3 separate regions of the Homo sapiens genome follow, and all the other regions are linked to region 1. A link is an interaction called in ENCODE POLR2A ChIA-PET data of the cell type or tissue named here. Cell type or tissue: GM12878. All regions are shown on one strand. Links, peaks and the distances in the headings refer to the core of each region. The heading gives the core; the rest is flanking DNA. Region 1 overlaps PPTC7 (protein phosphatase targeting COQ7). Region 2 holds the start of LOC124903017 (a long non-coding RNA gene). Region 3 overlaps HVCN1 (hydrogen voltage gated channel 1).

Region 1 (6,284 bases), core at 728-4,727:
TCCCTGATACATTTAGAAGTGCCTCACTCAATGAGCTTGTGACCTGTGCTGCGTTTTTTTTTTTCAGACGGAGTCTACCTCTGTCACTCAGGCTGGAGTGCAGTGGCGCAATCTTGGCTCACTGCAGCCTCCGCCTCCCCGGTTCAAGCGATTCTCCTGCTTCAGCCTCCCGAGTAGCTGGGATTATAGGCGCCCATCACCATGTCCAGCTAATTTTTGTATTTTTAGTAGAGATGGGGTTTCACTGTGTTGGCCAGGCCGGTCTCGAACTCCTGACCTCGTGATCGGCCTCGTGTTCGCCTCGGCCGCCCAAGGTGCTGGGATTACAAGTGTGAGCCTGGCCCCTGTGTTGCTTCTTAAAGTTGTGTTCATAACATAGGATAGGGGATAATGAGCCTCTAAGGTTCACCTCATAAATCTGTATGCTGGGCTGCGCGTGGTGGCTCACTCCTATAATCCCAGCACTTTGGGAGGCTGAGGCGGGTGGATCATGAGGTCAAGAGTTCAAGACCAGACTGACCAATATGGTGAAACCCAGTCTTTACTAAAAATACAAAAATTAGCCGGGCGTGATGGCGCATGCCTATAGTCCCAGCTACTCAACAGGCTGAGGCAGGAGAATCTCTTGAACCAGGGAGGTGGAGGCTTCAGTGAGCCAAGATCGTGCCACTGCACTCCAGACTGGGCGACAGTGCGAGACTCCGTCTCAAAAAAAAAATAAAATAAAAAATCTGTATGCGACTTTTGTGAAAGATCCGTGACTTGATTGATGATTTGGGGAGTATTTAAATGTATCAAATTCTATATGGAAGCTTGATTTTAAAATTTTGGAAGGCTAGACCGGGCGTGGTGGCTCACGCCTGTAATCCCAGCACTTTGGGAGGCGGAGGTGGGCGGATCACCTGAGGTTAGGAGTTCGAGACCAGCCTGGCCAACATGGCAAAACCCCGTCTCTACTAAAAAATACAAAAATTAGGCAGGTGTGGTGGCACACGCCTGTAGTCCCAGCTACTAGCGAGGCTGAGGCAGGAGAATTGCTTGAACCTGGGAGATGGAGGTTGCGGTGAGCCGAGATCACACCACTGCACTCCAGCCTGGGTAACAGAGCAAGACTCCGTCTCAAAAAAAATACAATAAAATTTTGGAAGGCTACCTTCTTAATGGAGTGGGATATTTACAAGAATTGGGGGGATTTTGGTCAAACCCATTCTAAAAAAGTATAAACATAATTTCATGCCCTGACATCCTGGTGGAAATCCAGTGAACTTTGATGCTCAGCTTTGCCACTTAGTAGCTCTGTGATTTGTGGTCTTGGGCAGAGTCTCTCTTGAGTCTCCTTTGGTTTATCTGGACTAGGGGATAAAGGGAATGGACGATCTGACCCTTAGTGACTACAGCTTCTGACCATCATATCACATTTTCTTTTGTTCTTTTCTTTTTTTTTTTTGGTGGGTGGGGGGTGCGGGTATGGAGTTTCGCTCTTGTTGCCCAGGCTGGAGTGCAATGGCGCCATCTCGGCTCACTGCAACCTCCGCCTCCCGGGTTTAAGTGATTCCCCTGCCTCAGCCACCTGAGTAGCTGGGATTACAGGCGCGCGCCATCACGCCCGGCTAATTTTTGTATTTTTAGTACAAACGGGGTTTCATCATGTTGGCCAGGCTGTACTCGAACTCCTAACCCCAGGTGATCCACCAGCCTCGGCCTCCCAAACTGCTGGGATTACAGGCATGAACCACCGCGCCCAGCCCATATTTTACTTTTGCTTTGAATAGATGGCACCCTTTGTTCTGCACCTCAAATGACAGGTGTCACGGGCACCTTCAGTAGATTCCTGTTTTGTATGTAGCACTAAACCAGTGGTTTTTAGCTTTCCTTGATTCACAACCCCTGAGGATCAGGACCCTGTGCACAGAGATAAAATTTTGCATGGGCTCTTAGGAACTTTGCTGACTCCATGACTCCTCTGATACCACCTGGAGGTCCATGCATAGGAATCAGATCAAGAACCCCAGCTCTGTACCCTTGAAGGGAATGCCAGCAGACACAGTCAGATACTGGTAGCTGATGTGACCAAAAGGTGGTTGTTAGCCATGTTTGACAAAGATCAAGCATGCACATATGCAAATGGTGGGGGATAGGGGCAGTGAAGGACAGGTTCTCCAGGACTGTCCTGTTGTGGAGGAGCTCTTCCGGACGGCAGTCTTGGAAGCCACCTGAAATAACTTCATGAGTTGGCCTCATTTGATCCTTGGCTGTCCTGAACCAGTTCATATGATGGTGACTTCTATTTAGTTGATACCGTAAAAGGTGATGACTTTTTTTTTTTTTTGAGATAGAGTCTTGCTCTGCCACCCAGGCTGGAGTGCAGTGGCACGATTTTGGCTCGCTGCAACCTCTGCCTCCCAGCTTCAAGCGATTCTTGTGCCTCAGCCTTCCGAGTAGCTGGGACTACAGGCATGTGCCACCTCACCCGGCTAATTGTTTGTATTTTTTTAGTAGAGATGAGGTTTCGCCACGTTGCCTAGGCTGGTGTCGAACTCCTGACCTCATGTCATCCACCTGCCTCAGCCTCCCAAAGTGCTAGGATTACAGGTGTGAGCCACAGTGTCTGGCTAAGGTGATGACTTTGAATGACTCTTTAATACTGCTGTCAACTCTAGAGGTTGGAGTTACAACCTGAATTACATTAAAAGGCTATGTTGAGTAATAACGTTACGTTGAACTTAAGTGCTTTTGAACCTTTTGGTTCTGTAGATAATTAATTTTCTTTGAATTGACACCATATTTATTACTGAGTATCCGTGTAACAGATTATTCACTGTGGTCATCTAGGACTCCTTGACTGGAATGAAAGCTGTTTCTTTCTTTTTATATGAGAAAGAGAAATCTCTTTTGTTTCTTTAATTTAAAATTGATCTGTCCTATTAGTCATGCAGTGACTAATAGTGCTTGGTGCTTCACAACATTTTGTATAGTCCCCACTGTATTTCGTTTCGGAAAAACTGACTATGTTGGGTGTGGTGAGACATAGGAACCACTCCTATCATTCTCTAGAAAATTGTCAAAGGTGCTTTCTCTTTACTAGGTCCAACAGGAGTAAACCAGTACTAGCGGGAGCCGTGTACACTTTTCTTGTTCCTTCTTCCCTGTGGCTAATTCTGAGTTCTCTTATTACTCTACGTGGCATGGCTTCCTAGGTGCACAAAAATATGAGAACTGCATGTTGTAATACCTGGGCTTCCCACAGCCTTATGCTACTTAACAATAGAATCAAAGACTGTTGAGAATTGTAACACTTAGAAACCTTGGAGTCTAGTTTTTTTCACCTCACTGATGAGAAAACAGGCCTCCAGAGAGTCAGATGACTTCCCCAAGGTTACTCTACTAGTTATTGGTGGAACTGAGGCTGACACCTATCTCAGTCTCTCATCTGAGACTCCCTTTCCCAGTCCTGTCCCCGTTAGACCACTGGTCAAGTTTTCTTGATGATATATGTGAATTAAAAACCAGTCAGTCTCCTGATACTTTTGTGCTTCGAATGCTTTTCCTGGGTGTGTGTGTGTGTGTGTTTATAACTTCTTTATTCACTCTGACTCATAACTGATGTGCAACAAAAACTCCTCTGCATGCTAAACCACAGTTTAGAGAAACCACTTATTTTAAAAATGGCAGCCTGGTCTGTGCCATATAAATTTTGACCTCTGAATATTGAGTTGTAAAGTATTTATTATGAAACTGTGGGATGTTTATTTAAGCTTAAACTTGAAACCTAAAAGTGAAATTAAAATAATTTCATATCCCAGCCTTTGGATCTGATTTTGATCGTGGTCAGGATTTTGAAGTGTTTTTGTGAGTAATGTCAGTCTTAAAAGTAGTTGTCTTGAGGTGTAAAGATCATATGAACAAAATTAAGATCTAAATTATATTTAGGAAGTGAATGGATGAGGTAGAATTTGGTGTTTTCAAACAGTCATGATCATTTTAATGTACTTATAGAACCTCTATTCTGAAAGTGAGTTGTCCTTTTAAAAAAGTAGTCACCTTCAGAGTGTGTGTGTGCACCCACTGACTTCAGTCTTTCAAGAAGTCCTTGTTGGAATTTTCCTCAGCTAGATTTCAAGCCATGTCAGGACACCACTCTCATTATATTACCATAATTTTTTTTTCTTTTTTTTTTTAATTTTACTTTTTTTAAATTCCAGGATACATGTGCAGGACATGCCATAATTTTCTTAAAGTCAGATTCCAGCATCATCTACCTGTTGATAGCAAATATGACCCTGAGTGAATTTTTTTTTTTTTTTTTTTTTTGAGACAGAGTCTCGCCCTTGTGCCCAGGCTGGAGAGCAGTGGCGCGATCTTGGCTCACTGCAACCTCTGCCTCCTGGGTTCAAACAGTTCTTCTGCCTCAGCCTCCCAAGTAGCTGGGATTACAGGCACCCACCATTACACCTGGCCAATTTTTATATTTTTAGTAGAGACGGGGTTTCACCATGTTGGCCAGGCTAGTCTCGAACTCCTGACCTCAGGTGATCCACCTGCCTTGGCCTCCCAAAGTGCTGGGATTACAGGCGTGAACCACGTGCCCAGCCCCTTGAGTGAATTTTTAAAAACTGATATGTATAATTCACATTCCATAGCATGTATCCTTTTAAAGTGTACAGTTCAGTAGTTTTTACATTCACAAAGTTGTACAGCCACTGCCACTATCTAGTTCCAGAATGTTTTTCATCACCCCCCAAGAAACCCCCTATCCATTAGCAGTCACTCCCCATCTCCCTGGCAACAGAAAGCAGATTCTGTCTGTGGATTTGTGTTTGAGACATTTCATACAAATGGATCGTGTAATATGTGGCCTTTTCCTTAGCATGTTTTCCCTTAGCATGTTTTCAGAGTTCATCCATGTTGGAGCATGTGTCAGTACTTCCTCCCTTTTTATGACTGAATAATGTTCCATTATATTTATATACCACATTTTGTTGATCCATTCATCTGTTGATGGCCATCGAGTTGTTTCTACTTTTGGCTATTGTGAATAGTGCTGTGCACATTTGTGTGCAAGCTTTTGTATGGACATGTTTTTAATTTGAGGGGATATATACCTAGGAGTAGAATTGCTGGGTCATATTGTAACCCTGTTTAACTTTGTGAGGAATATAGCTGTTTTTTTATGTAGCTATATAATATTAATATACATATAATTATTTTATATAAGGGAAAATACTTTAAAAATTGCAGCAATCAAATATATAAATTCTGAGATCAATCAGTACTTTAAATATGCCTGATTTCATAATGAGCTGTGTGCTTCCAAGAGAAAATTGTGGAATATTAATAAGGAAGTGTGAGTGGATTTAGTAAAAGAGCCATCTAGGACTAATGAAATAGCAGGGTTTAGGAAGCCATTGACTAGTGGCTTTCTGACTATTCTGAGTGGTCTTTCATTCTGTAATACATAAGATTACAGGGTTGATGGATAGAGGAGGTTTGCTGTTTGCTTTTTAAACTTCTGTTCCTTGGTATTTTTCTCATTTTGCTATATAGGTGTGTTGCAGTTTTATAAGTTACTTATTAAGGTACCTTTATTTTTGAAGTCATTTCTTCATTTGTTATAGCTTCAGAGCTACTTTTCCTTTGTTCACAAATCTTTTGAGATTTTCTAGCTTAGTTTAAAATTTTCCTAACTTACAGTTTATCTCTTGATTTGTTAACAGTCTCTGTAAAGGATTCTGGTTGAATCCTTTTGTAGTGCAAGTAATTGAATTTTAGAAGCATAACTGTTTATTAAGGAGGTTTTAAATTGTAGCAGAAGGTAGATTACAGATGCAAGCTGTTGTGGAGCTTTTTTTTTTTTTTTTTTTTTTTTTTTTGAGGTGGGGTTGCTGCATGGGAGGAGGCTGTACCCTGAACTTTAGCACTGGTTTGTGAAACTGGGCAATACATAACCTGAATTGTTGCAACAGTATCCAAATGGAGTTTGTACTAGTGTGTGACACCAGAAGCACTACACCGGGTTAGAATGTGACCTACAACCATGTCCTTTGAGTAGCTCAAATGCTAAAGTTAAGTTCAAGCTAAATGTCAAATTCATTTTATGTTCCCATGCCTTTTAGAGAGAGGTCTTGCCTGGGGCTTTAGGTTCAGAAGTTTTAGGAAAATGCTTTGCAAAAGTAAGTTAGCAGTATTTTATTTCTAAAGAAATTTGACTTTTCAAACTGGAAGTTTTAGTTTATGAAAAATAATGTGAGTTTGCCTTTCAAAATTAGTTGTTAACTTTTGATCTC
Region 2 (6,284 bases), core at 1,255-5,254, 82 kb before region 1:
TTTACACATTCCAAAACAATATATAATATTTTCCATATATTTAACATTTTTACTTAAGTGGTGTGACATTGTTCTTATTCTTCCATATCTTTCTTTTACAGTCAACATTTTTTAGGAGCTATCCACATTGCTAGATTCATTGTTGCTTAACAAACATTTCAGTATTTTTGAGTGTCTGTTAAGTGCAAGGCATTTTTCTAGGTGCTGGGTATACAGTTGTACTTAATACTTAAATGTAAGCCAGGCACAGTGGCATGTACCTGTAATCCCAGCTACTCGGGAAGCTGAGGCTGGAAGGTTGTTTTAGCCTAGGAGTTTAAGACCAGCCTGGGTAACATAGCAAGACCCCATCTCTAAAAAAATAATTGTTTTAATTAGCCAGACACGTTATAGTGTGCCACAGTCCAAACTACCCGGGAGGTTGAGGCAGGAGAATTGCTTGAGCACAGGAATTCAAGACTGTAGTGAGCTATGATCGCACCCCTGCATCTAGCCTGGGTGACAAGTGAGATCCTCTTTTTAAAAAAAAGAAAAGAAAATTAAATGTAAGGTCTTCCTCTAAGATATCCACTGGCCAAAAGAAACTAACAGGAAACAACCACTGAGATAGGAGGAAAACCAGGAGACTGTGGCATCCCAGAAGCCAATGAAGGAAGCATTTGAAGAAAGAAGTGATTGTTCTACTGTATTCAGTGCTGCCGAGTGGGTACACATGGGCATCACCAGTGACATACTGAGACGCAGTTAATTCATTTTAACTGCTGTATAGTGTCCCATTACATGAACAGAGAATATTCATTCCTCTATCTCCCACATGTAGATAAATTTTTTTTCTTTTTTATTCTTTTTTTTTTTTTTTTTTTTTTTTTTGAGACAGCGTCTCACTCTGTTGCCCAGGCTGGAGAACATGGCTTACTGCAGCCTCGACCTCCCAAGCTCAAGCACTCCTCCTGCCCCAGCCTCCCAAGTAGCTGGGACTACAGGTGTGCTACCATGCCTGGCTAATTTTTTTTATTTTTCTGCAGACAGGGTCTTGCCTTATTGCGCAGGCTGGTCTCAGCTCCTGGGCTCAAGCAATCCTCCCACCTCAGCCTCCCAAAGTGTGGGGATTACAGGTGTGAGCTGCCACACCTGCCCAACTAGGTGAATATTTGCAGTGAACATTTTTGAACATGTCACCAATTTGAGCACATGTGCCCAAGTTTCTCTTTGGACCCTATGTAGGGATAGAATCACTAAATCATTCAGAAAGATACACACCACTTCAACTTGACAAGATCATGCCAAATTTCTCCCCAAAATGATGGTGCTGGTGCCTGTTTCTGTCTTCAGTGTTCAAGAGACCCCATTGCTTCACGCCCTCACCGATATTTGATGTAGACTTTAAGACACTTGCCAACCTGAGGAGTGAAAAGATGTGCTATTGTTACTTCACTCTGCGTTTTTCTGAGTATTATTGGGGATAAGCATCTTGGCTATTTGAGTTTTCTCTTACATGACCTGCCTGTCAACGTCCACTGCCCAGTTTTCCATGGAGTTTTTCTTTCTCTTTTTGATTTATAAGATTTCTTTATATATTCTGGTTACTCTTTGTCTATCACATACATTGCAAATATTTATCCCAGTCTGTAGTATATCTTTTAACTTTGTAGGGTGTGTGTGGGGGGGCAGTGTGTCATAATAAAGCTTTTAGTTTTGATGCAGTCAAATCTATGCATTTTGTGTTTGTTTTTGTGTTGTTTGTTTGTGTTTTGAGACAAGGTCTCAACCTGTTGCCCAGGCTGGAGTGCAGTGGCATGATCTTGGCTCACTGCAACCCACGCCTCCCAGCTTCAAGCGATTCTGGGGCCTCAGCCTCCTGAGTAGCTGGGATTACAGGCATGCGCCACTATACCCAGCTAATTTTTGTATTTTTTGTAGAGATGGGGTCTTGCCATGTTGGCCAGGCTGGTCTCAAACTCCTGACCTCAGGCAATCTACTTGCCTTAGCCCATGGAATGAGTGCTGGGATTATAGGCATGAGCCACCATGCGCACCCTATTTTGTGGTGTTTTGTGTTATTTAAGCAATCTTTTCCTATCCTAAGCTCATGAAGTTACTGGCCTGTATTTTGTTCTAAGACTTTTTAAGTTGTTCCTTTTTAAATACACTTTACACATTCATGTAAGTGCATCTCAGATGTATTCTGTGTGGGGGGCAAGGTGGGGAATGGATTTTTTTTTCCTATTGACAAAGCCAGGTGTCCCAGCCTCTCCAGCCTTTCTTTCCCGTGAGTCTGGACGGCCACCCCATCTCCTTTAGGCTCCCTCAGGGACATTGGGCTCTCTCTTCCATTGGGCTCTCTCTTCCTGTTCCAGTAGTCATGTAGCCTGCTCTTGCACTCATACCTATACATTTCAATTATTTAACTTTATGTAAATTTGATACCTGGTAGGGCAAGTTGGGTAAAGTGGAGAGAGGGCACAGGGATATTTGCTTTTGCTTTAAACAACTGTCCGTGTGAATAGCACTGGCTGAACTTGGAAAATGTCCATCTGCCACGCGCCTGTCAGGATGTGTGGCGTGATGGGTGGGGATCTCGTGACTTTTCTATGAAACTCTGGGTACTTTTACTTTTGGCTTCTCCTCCCCACGCCCTGCCCACTGGCCCCTCCAGTTTCCAGGTTGTGATGTCTCTGAACCTTGGGGCCGCCCTTCCGGTATTCACACATGGGCCCGTGGCGGGTGTTTTGGGACCGGGCTGCAGTACTGATTCCGTTGGTTACTGCCAACCAGACCACAGTGACAGGCCTGCTGGGGGCAGGAGTTTCCTGTTGCCTCATAGACACTGAGACCCTGGATTCCAAAAATAAAAGCACGAGAAACCACCGTGACCTCATGGTCTCTGCTTGCAGGGGGTTCTACGCACCCGGGACCATCTTCACCTGCAGTGGCCTGGCCCGGCCTGGGCCATGTGGGCTCTGAGTGGCCAACTGCCTGAAGCTCTTGCTCTCTGTCCCCGCCTTCTAGGCAGTCACCCGCAGGGCCAAGGTGGCTCCCGCTGAGAGGATGAGCAAGTTCTTAAGGCACTTCACGGTCGTGGGAGACGACTACCATGCCTGGAACATCAACTACAAGAAATGGGAGAATGAAGAGGAGGAGGAGGAGGAGGAGCAGCCACCACCCACACCAGTCTCAGGCGAGGAAGGCAGAGCTGCAGCCCCTGACGTTGCCCCTGCCCCTGGCCCCGCACCCAGGGCCCCCCTTGACTTCAGGGGCATGTTGAGGAAACTGTTCAGCTCCCACAGGTTTCAGGTAGGTGGGGCAGGAGTCCGGGATACCCAGAGCTGGCAGGAGAGCCATCGGGGAATGTGAGGCAGGCGGCCAGGCTGAGCCCATTTGGCCACTGCCTCATTCATTCTACGAGTGTTTGCCCAGCACCTACCACGTGCCGGGGACCCTGTACCGTGCTGGGAATGCGGTAGGCAGATCTCAAGTTGTCAGGGAGAAAAGAGCCATGATCCAAAAGCAAAAGGTCCACCAATGGATGAGTGTTAAACCGAATGTGTTCTATCCATACAGTGGAATATGATTCCAACATCAAAAGCAAAGAAGTGCTGATCCATGCCACAATGTGGATGAACCTTGAAAACATGGTGCTGAGGGAAAGAAGCCAGACACAAAAGGCCAGAGTGTAGGATTCCATTGATACAAAACATCTAGAACAGGCAAATCCATAGAGACAGGAAGCAGATTGGCGGCTGCCACAGGTGGGAGTGTTTCCATTTGAGGAGATGAAAATGTTCTGGAATTATAGTGGTGATGGTTACACAACCTTGTGAATGGACTGAATGCCACTAAGTTTTACGCCAACTTTAAAATGGTAAATTTTACGTTATGCAAATTTTACCACACACAAAAAAAATAAATAAAGGGTAAATAACGGAGACAGAAAAAACACTCATCTGTTCACTCTGCGAACACTCAGTGCCAGAGGCTCCCCTGCCTCATGGAGACCCATCACGCTGGGGGCCTCAGTCTCTCTTGTGGAGTGATGCCCAAAATACCTGCCTGTCCTGGCCTTAGCCCACTGCTGATAGTCTCCAGGTGTGGTTGCAGGGAGAAAGCAGAGCTGGGGTGGTCCTCACAGACGAGCGAAGGGAACTGAACTTTCTGTGGAGTTCAAGCAATTCTCCTGCCTCAGCCTCCCGAGTAGCTGGGATTATAGGCGCCTGCCACCACGCCTGGCTAATTTTGCATTTTTAGTAGAGACAGGGTTTCACTATGTTGGTCAGGCTGGTCTTGAACTCCTGACCTCAGGTGATCCACCCACCTCAGCCTCCCAAAGTGCTGGGATTACAGGTATTAGCCACCGTGCCCGGCCAACTGTCCTGCCATTGATTGATTGATTGATTGGAGACAGAGTCTTGCTCTGTCACCCAGGCTGGAGTGCAGTGGCATGATTTCAGCTCACTGCAACCTCTGCTTCCTGGGTTCAAGCTATCCTGCCTCAGCCTCCCAAGTAGTTGGGATTACAGGTGCCTGCCACCACACCTGGCTAATTTTTGTATTTTTGGTAGAGACGGGGTTTCACCATTGGCCAGGCTGGTCTCAAACTCCTGACCTCAAGTGATCCACCCGTGTCAGCCTCCCAAAGTGCTGGGATTACAGGCGTGAGCCACTATGCCTGGCCATGTCCCGCCATTTAGAAGGGCTTTTTTTTTAAGAGATGGGATCTTGCTATGTTGCCCAGGCTGGTCTCGAATTCCTGGCCTCAAGTGATCCTCCCATCTTGGCCTCCCAAAGTGCTGTGATTACAGGCGTGAGCCACCATACACAGTCTAGAAGGACATTTCTGATTTTGAGGGACAAATGCAAGTGGAGTCTGGTCAGCCCTCTCTGGACCCAATCCCCATCCCCAAGGTGGCAGAGCCTATGTCTGGGTGCCTGGAAACACATTCAAGTCCTGGGAGGGCACAGGTCTGGAGACCACAGGGAAGCCCACAGTTCTCAAAGGTGGGCATTTAGGGGATGCTATTGCAGGTGTCCCCAAACAAAATAGACCCGTCCCTCTTCTGGAAGCAGAGAAATGTAGCCCTTGCCTCTTCCATCGCTGACTTTATTCCAGGGTAAAAGAGAAAAAAATTATTTTGGTCTTTTTTTTCCCCACTCTTGTGTGGCTGAAATAGAGCCTGTCCCTCTTCTGGAAGCAGAGAAATGTAGCCCTTGCCTCTTCCATTGCTGACTTTACTCCAGGGTAAAAGAGAAAAAAAAAATTATTTTGGTCTTTTTTTTTCCCCACTCTCTTGTGTGGCTGAAAGCAGCAAAGCTGAAAGCAGCAAAGCAAGCCAGCTGACATGCCAGAGCGCCTGGCGACCCAGCTTCTCTGTGGCTGTGATGGGAAAGGAAACATGCTATTAAGTTGTTGGGTTTGAAATCCCAAACCCTCAATTTCAGGAGCAGAAGGAAGGAAACAGCTTCCTTGCAGCTGCAAGGGGAGCCCTGGGCCGCCCCATCAGGATATCCCCCTCCTGCCTGGGCTTAGGGCTGGGGACTGGCCCCTGAGCTGGGACACCCAGATACTCCTGCTGGGGAAAAAGACGAATGCCTGTCATAAAGTGAGTGGAGGTGTTTATTCACCCACCCAACAGTCACTTATTGAGCACCTGCTGTGTACAGTGACAAATGTGGCAGACACATCTTTGCCCTCATTGAGGATTTGGCAGGCTGCAGAAAGGCAGGAATGACGGGAGCCATCACTGAGACACACATTGGTTACAAATGGAGAGAAGCCCTCCGCAGGGAGGAGGGGGGCTCTGAGAGGTCCTGGGGGTGGGGGGACCTGATCAGGGACTGGAGTCGAAGGAGGTGACACCTGCATGCTGAGCAGGAGTGAGCCCGATGGGTGGATGGCGTGGGAGGCTTCCAGGTAGAGGGGCTTCGTTTGCCAAGGACCTGCAGCATTGGAGGAATTGAGAAGGGCGCACGTGGATCGGGTATGGGTGTTGCCAGCAGGCAATTGGCAAGAGAAGAGGCCAGGGAAGGTCATCCACGGGTCATGGGCTGCCTTTGAAAGCTCTAAGTGTGTGGGTGGGAGATCAGATTTGTGGAGGGACTTGGTGGCAGCAGTGAGGCCACACTGGAGTAGGTGGTGAGGCTCAGGGGTTGTAGTCTCTGCAGGTAGGATCGGCATCCAGGAAGCTCCTGGGATCCCTTTCTTGGGTGGTTTGAGATGGCCAAGGTGCTTGATATATTAATAGTTAATTGAGGTCCCTTCTTACATGGGATGGCACAACCAAGGGAGA
Region 3 (6,284 bases), core at 866-4,865, 91 kb before region 1:
AATTAGAAGCAAAAGCAGAAACCCCTGATAAACCCATCAGATCTTGTGAGACTTGTTCACTATCATGAGAATCACATGGGAAAGATTGGCCCCCATGTTTCAGTTACCTCCCCCGGGTGCCTCCAGCAACACATGAGAATTCTGGGAGGTAATTCAAGTTGAGATTTGGGTGGGGACACAGCCAAACCAAATCATATCTAATAGGTTTGGTATCAGCCAAACCTATTAGAAAAAAAAATGCAAAGTTTCACTCACCAACCCAGTCCCTCTCTCCTCCTGGGAGTTGGGGTTGATTTTGTCAGTTTTCCCATAATCGTAGATTGAGGACCCCTTTCCCTGTGGGTGTGTGAGGTCTACAGGCCTGCCACACAGTGGTGTGGTGCTCTGTGGTGTGGGTCTTCCATGGTGTCCTGGGCAACAGACTTTGAGGTGGTTTCCGGTTTAGGGCTCTTGAAGCAGGACTGGAGCAAGCACCTGTGTGCACGTGGGAGTCTCTTGTAAAGTCAAGCAATAAGGACATTTTAAATGTTGATAGAAACCAAGGTAGCCATGGTGGCACACACCTGTAGTCCTAGCTACTTGGGAGGCTGAGGCGGGAGGATTGCTTGAGCCCAGGAGTTTGCGGCTGCACTCCAGCCTGAACAACAAAATGAGATCCCATCTCAATAAAAAGGAAATAAAATTTTGATATAAATTGGTTTAGGGCCAATCCCCTCCTTTGTCCCCAAGCCTGGCACATCAGAGAGACTCAAATATTTTTTCAAAAGATGAAAGGAACTGCCCTGTTACCCTCCTAGGAAGAATACACCCATTTACATGCCCAACAGCTGGCATACAGGAGTGCCCACTTCCCTCTGCCTCTGTCACCCTGCCAAAATGTGCGGCACGGTGTGACTTCAGGCAAGTGGTCTCGCCTCCCCAGGCCTCAGTTTGCCCTTGTGCAAAATGGAGAGACTTCACCTACCCTTCCTGCCTACTTCTTAGGAGCATTAAAAGTATCAAGCGACAGCAGGTGATGTGACCGGTGGGCTCTGAGCAAAAGGAGCCGCTGTCGCTGTTGTTGGCTGCAGAATCGGGCTTTCTCCAAGTGGTTTTGGGCCCTGAAGAAGTCGGCTTTCTCCTTGGAGTCCAGGACAAATGTGTGGCCCGGAAAGATAAAGGGAAAGACAGTACCTGGCCTACAGACCATCCTGGCTAACTCAGGCACACACCCTCTGTCCTGGTTGCCTGTGGCTGCTGTGACAAACTACTACAAACTGGGGGGCTTCAACAACAGGAACTCATTCTCACCAGTTCCAGAAACCAGAAGCCCAAAATCAAGGTGTTGGCAGGACTGGCTCCTGGACGCTTTGGGATGGGGAGATGTGTCCCAGGCCTCTTCCATCCCAGCCTCTGGTGTTGTCTGCAGTCTTTGGCTTGTGGACGTATCATTCTGACCTCTGTGACCTTCACGTGACCTTACCCTCTGTGTGTCCTTTTCTCTTTTTTTGTTTTTGAGACCGAGTCTCATTCAGTCTCCCAGGCTGGAGTGCAATGGCATGATCTCGGCTCACTGCAGCCTCTCGAGTTCAAGCGATTCTCCTGCTTCAGCCTCCGGAGTAGCTAGGATTACAGGCACCCACCACCACGCCCGGCTAATTTTTGTATTTTTAGTAGAGACAGGTTTTCAATGTGTTGGGCAGGCTGGTCTTGAACTCCTGACCTCAGGCGATCTGTCCACCCTGGCCTCTCAAAGTGCTGGGATTACAGGCATGAGCCACTGCACCTGGTCAATTTTTATATTTTTAGTAGAGACGGGGTTTTGCCATGTTGGCCATGCTAGTCTTGAACTCTTGACCTCAAGTGATCCACCCACCTCAGCCTCCCAAAGTGCTGGGATTACAGGCGTGAGCTACCGCGCCTGGCCCCTTTTCTCTTTTTGTAAGGACACCAATCACCAGATTTAGGGCCCACCCTAAATCCAGTATGATTTCATCTTATCATCTTTAGTTACATCTGCAAAGACCTACATTCCAAATAAGGTCACATTCTAAGGGTCCAGGGGGACAGGAATTGTTAGGGGGGTGTGCACAATTCCACCTACTCCACCCTCTGAGCAGGTGGCTCTCCGGTCACTGGCTGCCTGGCTTTCTGTCAGCTGTGTTTTCTAGAACATAGTCTCCAAGTCATGGAGCCCAGGGGCAGATCCTGCTTTTCCAGTTCCCCACAGTGTGTGACCTTGGACAAGGCCCCCCCTCACCAGGACCCTAAAGGATGGCCTCAACCTCAGGGTTGTTAGGAATTGAAATGAAATAGTGCATGGAAGGAAGTTAGCAGCATGCTGAGATGATATGAGGTGTGATAAAATAAGCAACCATAGTAATACACGTTGCTGCCATTGTGTCTTAGAGTTTTGGGGTGAGGGTGGTTAATATGCAAATCAAGTCCCCCAAAATAGCTCTGGGAGGGAACAGGGAAATGCAAACTGAAGGGACATCAGGCCATGGGAGTTGGGAGTTGGCTGACTTTCTTAAAAAGTACCTTTTTCTCCGATTGTCAGATAACAATGAACTAGGGACTTTCCCCCTCCCACAGATGGCGGCTTCTGAGCCTGTAAAAATAGGCATCCACAAAATGCTTTTCTCTCCTTCGCTTCTAGGTCTGTCTTTTTCACTTTCCCCTTCTCTCCCAGATGGTAGTTTTTCTGGTCTAATACCTGTAAAAGAGGTCAGCAATATGTTTACCTTGAAGGAGTAGTGCCTAAGATTTTGTTAATCCATTCATTTATTAACCATTTCTTTTTTCTTTTTTTTGAGATGGAGTCTCGCTCTGTCACCCAGGCTGGAGTGCAGGGGCGCAATCTTGGCTCACTGCAGCCTCAGCCTCCCAGGTAGCTGGGATTACAGGCATGTGCCACCATGCCTGGCTAATTTTTGTATTTTTAGTAGAGATGGGGTTTCACCCTGTTGGTCAGGCTGGTCTCGAGCTCCTGACATCAGGTGATCTGCCCGTCTCGGCCTCCCAAAGTGCTAGGATTACAGGCTTGAGCCACCGCGCCCGGCCTCTTAACCACTTCTTGAGCCTCTCCCTGTGACTGAGGAAGAGTCTCTGCCCTCCCAGCGTTCACAGCCCAATGTGGTGGGGACAGTGTCTCAGTGGTTGTTAAGACAGTGTGACGTACACCCCAACTGGGGTGAGGGAGAATTAAAGAAGGCCTCCCAGGGAAGGTAAAATCTAGGTGTAAGACCTGGAAGATAGATGGGATGGGGACAGGCCATGCGGAGTCCTGGAAGCAAGAGAGCGTGGTCCGCTCTAGAACTGCAAGTTCCATGTGGCTGGAGGCTGGCAGAGGCAGGGTGCTAGGAAGGAATAAGGCTGGCAGGGAGACCAGGGCCTGGGGAAGCCAAGAGAGCTGGGACTCGATCCTGAAGGCAGTTGTGGGCATGGAGGTCGCTGCACAGCAGGGACACAGTCAGGTTGGCATTGGAGAAGGAGGACCCTGGCTGCAGGCAGGTGGAGGGAGGGTCAGGGCAGGTTCTGGTGAGGGAGAGGGGACGATGGAGTGCCAGCCAGGTTCAGGAAGTGAAACCGATGGGGTGTGAGGGAGAAGGAGGAGCCAAGGACGATTTTCTGTTCTTGGCCTGGGCAGCCAGGTAAGTGACAGCGTGCCCTAGGGGATGTGGAAGGAGGAGTGGACTGGGAGAGAAAGGTAAGAAATCAGGTCAGTTGGGTCACAGCAAACCAATGACCCAGCAGGATCTTGAACATCAGACTGGAGTCTTTGATTTGAACGTGAACGGCACCGAGAACACAGCTGTGCTAAGGCCCCCAAAGAGAGAGTCACCGGCCCAAGGACAGGGTCAAGGCTGAGGTCTCCAGGACTCCTGGTATGGGGCAGGGACATGGTACAGGAAGCTGAGGAGGGTGGCCAGAGATAGCAGGAGAAGCAGGGGGCGAGATTGCCAAGCACAGCAGATTCAACAGCGTCAAAGAGTGTGGGACCGTCAGGCAGGTTGGAGCCACGGTCACAGGTTTTGATATGGAAAGGTGACCGCAGAGGAGCATCAGGGTACAGTGGGGACAGCAAGGATTCTTGCATGGGAGATGGAGCTGTGGGGGTGTCCCGCATCAGCAACTCCACCTGTAGACTTTTGGGGTTATAAGTGACAGAAACACAGCTCAGTGTCACTTAAGCCACAAAGCGGCTGTATCAGCTCATGTAACTTAACAGCCTGAGGGATGCAGAGGCAGGCAGTGGGCAGAGAAATGAAATATCCAAGGATGGTGATGAAGCTGGAGGAGAAGAGTTTTGGGGTTTTTTGTTTTGTTTTCTTGAGACAGTCTCACTCTGTCACCCAGGCTGGAGTGCAGTGGCATGATCTTGGCTCACTGCAACCTCTGCCTCCTAGGTTCAAGCAATTTTCATGCCTCAGCCTCCCAAGTAGCTGGGATTACAAGTGCCCACCACCACGCCTGGCTATTTTTTTGTTTGTTTTTAATAGAGATGGGGTTTCGCCATGTTGGTCAGGCTGGTCTCAAACTCTTGACCTGAAGTGATCTGCCCATCTTGGCCTCCCAAAGTGCTGGGATTGCAGATGTGAGTCACCATGCCCAGGTGAGTTTTTGTTGTTAAGGGATGATCATAGCTGGCACTTCCAGAGCTGGGGGCTGCTCTGAGCCAGGCACCGAGGCAGGTGCTCTGTACGCCACACTACTAAAATTACAAAAATTAGCCGGGCGTGGTGGCAGGATCAGTCTGTCCATGAATGCTAGGAGTCTGGAGTGCATGGTGAAGCTGCTGAGGCCCACCACATTCTCTTGATCAACCCTATCTTTGCCCTTTTCTGGAGCTTTTCTGCTTCTGGCATGACAGACTTTTGACTGAAAACCAGAAATGTTTTCTGCTCTGCTGAGTGCCCTAGATATTTTCATCCCAAATTACTAAAAGTTGCTTCTTCACCAGTTGCAAGGTTTCAGAAAGAAAAATTTCCTCTTCTGTAAAATATAAATGCGGTTTTTGCAAAGTACCTTGAGGTTCCCACACTACTGAGAAATAGGACAGGCTGCTCTTGTCTGCCAGGTAAGGTGTTTCCAAAGGAAAGTATGGGGTCAGGCATGGGCTCATGCCTGTAATCCCAGAACTTTGGGAGGCCGAGGCGGGTGGATCACTTGAGCCCAGGAGTTTGAGACCAGCCTGGGCAACATAGCAAAACCCTGCCTCTACAAAAAAATACAAAAAATTAGCTGAGCGTGATGGTATGTGCCTATAGTTCCAGCTACTCAGGAGGCTTTTGTGGGAGGATCGCTTGATCCCGGGAGGTCAAGGCTGCAGTGAACCGTGATCGCACACTACAGTCCAGCCTGGGTGACAGAGCGAGACCCTATCTCAAAAAAGGGAATTATGGCCAGGCACGGTGGCTCACGCGTGTAATCCCAGCACTTTGGGAGGCAGAGGCGGGCGGATCACCTGAGGTCAGGAGTTCGAGACCAGCTTGGCCAACATGGTGAAACCCTGTCTCTACTAAAATTACAAAACTTAGCCAGGTGTGTTGGCAGCGCCTGTAATCCAAGCTACTCGGGAGGCTGAGGCAGGAGAATCACTTGAACCCAGGAGGTGGAGGTTGCAGTGAGCCGAGATCATGCCACTGCACTCCAGCATGGGGAGCAAGAACAAGACTTTGTCTCAAAAAGAAAGGAATTATGGCCAGTGGCTGCCTGGAGAGCTTCAGTATACCCTGGCGCTGGCCCTGGCCAGCCCTGGGAGTCCAGAGATGTTTGGTCCGGCCGAGATGAGCCCAGCATGGGAGATGAGGTACCAGTGCCCTCAGCCAACAGGTGCATGATGGGCTTCTGCTCAAGGTCAGGTGTCATACAAGACTCAGGGGACACAGACCCTGCCTTCATGTGAGGTAAATGCTAGGAGGGATAAAAATATGTGGCTGCACATAACAGTTTCTAGTTAGAAACTAGGATGAGGGCTCTCGAAGGAAAAGTGGGAGGAGAGGTTATAAATGGGAGGGGAACTGATTTAGGTTTTAGGGGTGAGGGAGGGCCTCTTTGAGGAACTGACATTTTAGCTGACATTTCAAGCATAAGCAAGAGTAAGCGAAGCTCGGATTGGGGAGAAGAGTATTCCAGGTTGAGGGAACAGCCTGTGTGATGGCTCAGTGTGGAGCATCAGAGGGACAGAAGGGTGGCTGGAGTGTGGCGAGGAGGCTGTGGGGAAGGAGAGATGCCAGTTCCTGGAGGGCCATGCACTACAAGTACACATGTTAAACTAGTAGATATGGTCCCTGGGGCTCTGT

What was found. ChIA-PET counts read pairs that join two places held together with the same protein. Peaks named below come from ENCODE experiments on the same cell type or tissue, not always from the same donor. Only the 100,000 strongest peaks of a DNase experiment are listed, where the experiment ranks them.
Region 2: POLR2A ChIA-PET joins it to region 1 with 5 read pairs; 3 of 35 experiments call an interaction of 5 or more read pairs at or near these places.
Region 3: POLR2A ChIA-PET joins it to region 1 with 5 read pairs; 3 of 35 experiments call an interaction of 5 or more read pairs at or near these places.

What each region holds. Positions count from the first base shown.
Region 1 is chr12:110,575,194-110,581,477 of GRCh38, reverse strand. The region is part of intron 1 of PPTC7 (protein phosphatase targeting COQ7); the gene reads left to right. Among named protein-coding and RNA genes, the nearest start is that of PPTC7, 5.0 kb to the left of the region's middle. RefSeq lists enhancers at 1,575-1,824, 5,841-5,985 and a cis regulatory region at 5,906-5,919. In GM12878, for the core only: no CTCF peak of the experiment used is centred there; a DNase peak (open chromatin) is centred at 3,217; H3K4me3 peaks cover 3,585 bases; H3K27ac peaks cover 3,939 bases.
Region 2 is chr12:110,658,174-110,664,457 of GRCh38, reverse strand. It overlaps HVCN1 (hydrogen voltage gated channel 1), which reads left to right. Exons shown (of 8, transcript NM_032369.4): 4 at 3,010-3,294. It overlaps LOC124903017 (a long non-coding RNA gene), which reads right to left and starts at 1,787. Exons shown (of 2, transcript XR_007063460.1): 1 at 1,261-1,787. RefSeq lists enhancers at 2,316-2,365, 2,666-2,955, 2,546-3,048. In GM12878, for the core only: no CTCF peak of the experiment used is centred there; a DNase peak (open chromatin) is centred at 2,807; H3K4me3 peaks cover 3,684 bases; H3K27ac peaks cover 3,269 bases.
Region 3 is chr12:110,666,532-110,672,815 of GRCh38, reverse strand. All of the region lies in intron 3 of HVCN1 (hydrogen voltage gated channel 1), which reads left to right. LOC124903017 (a long non-coding RNA gene) reads right to left here. Exons shown (of 2, transcript XR_007063460.1): 2 at 1-2,695. Among named protein-coding and RNA genes, the nearest start is that of HVCN1, 19 kb to the left of the region's middle. RefSeq lists enhancers at 381-530, 2,505-2,644, 3,695-3,794. In GM12878, for the core only: a CTCF peak has its summit at 4,186; DNase peaks (open chromatin) are centred at 2,455, 3,159 and 3,559; H3K4me3 peaks cover 2,611 bases; H3K27ac peaks cover 4,000 bases.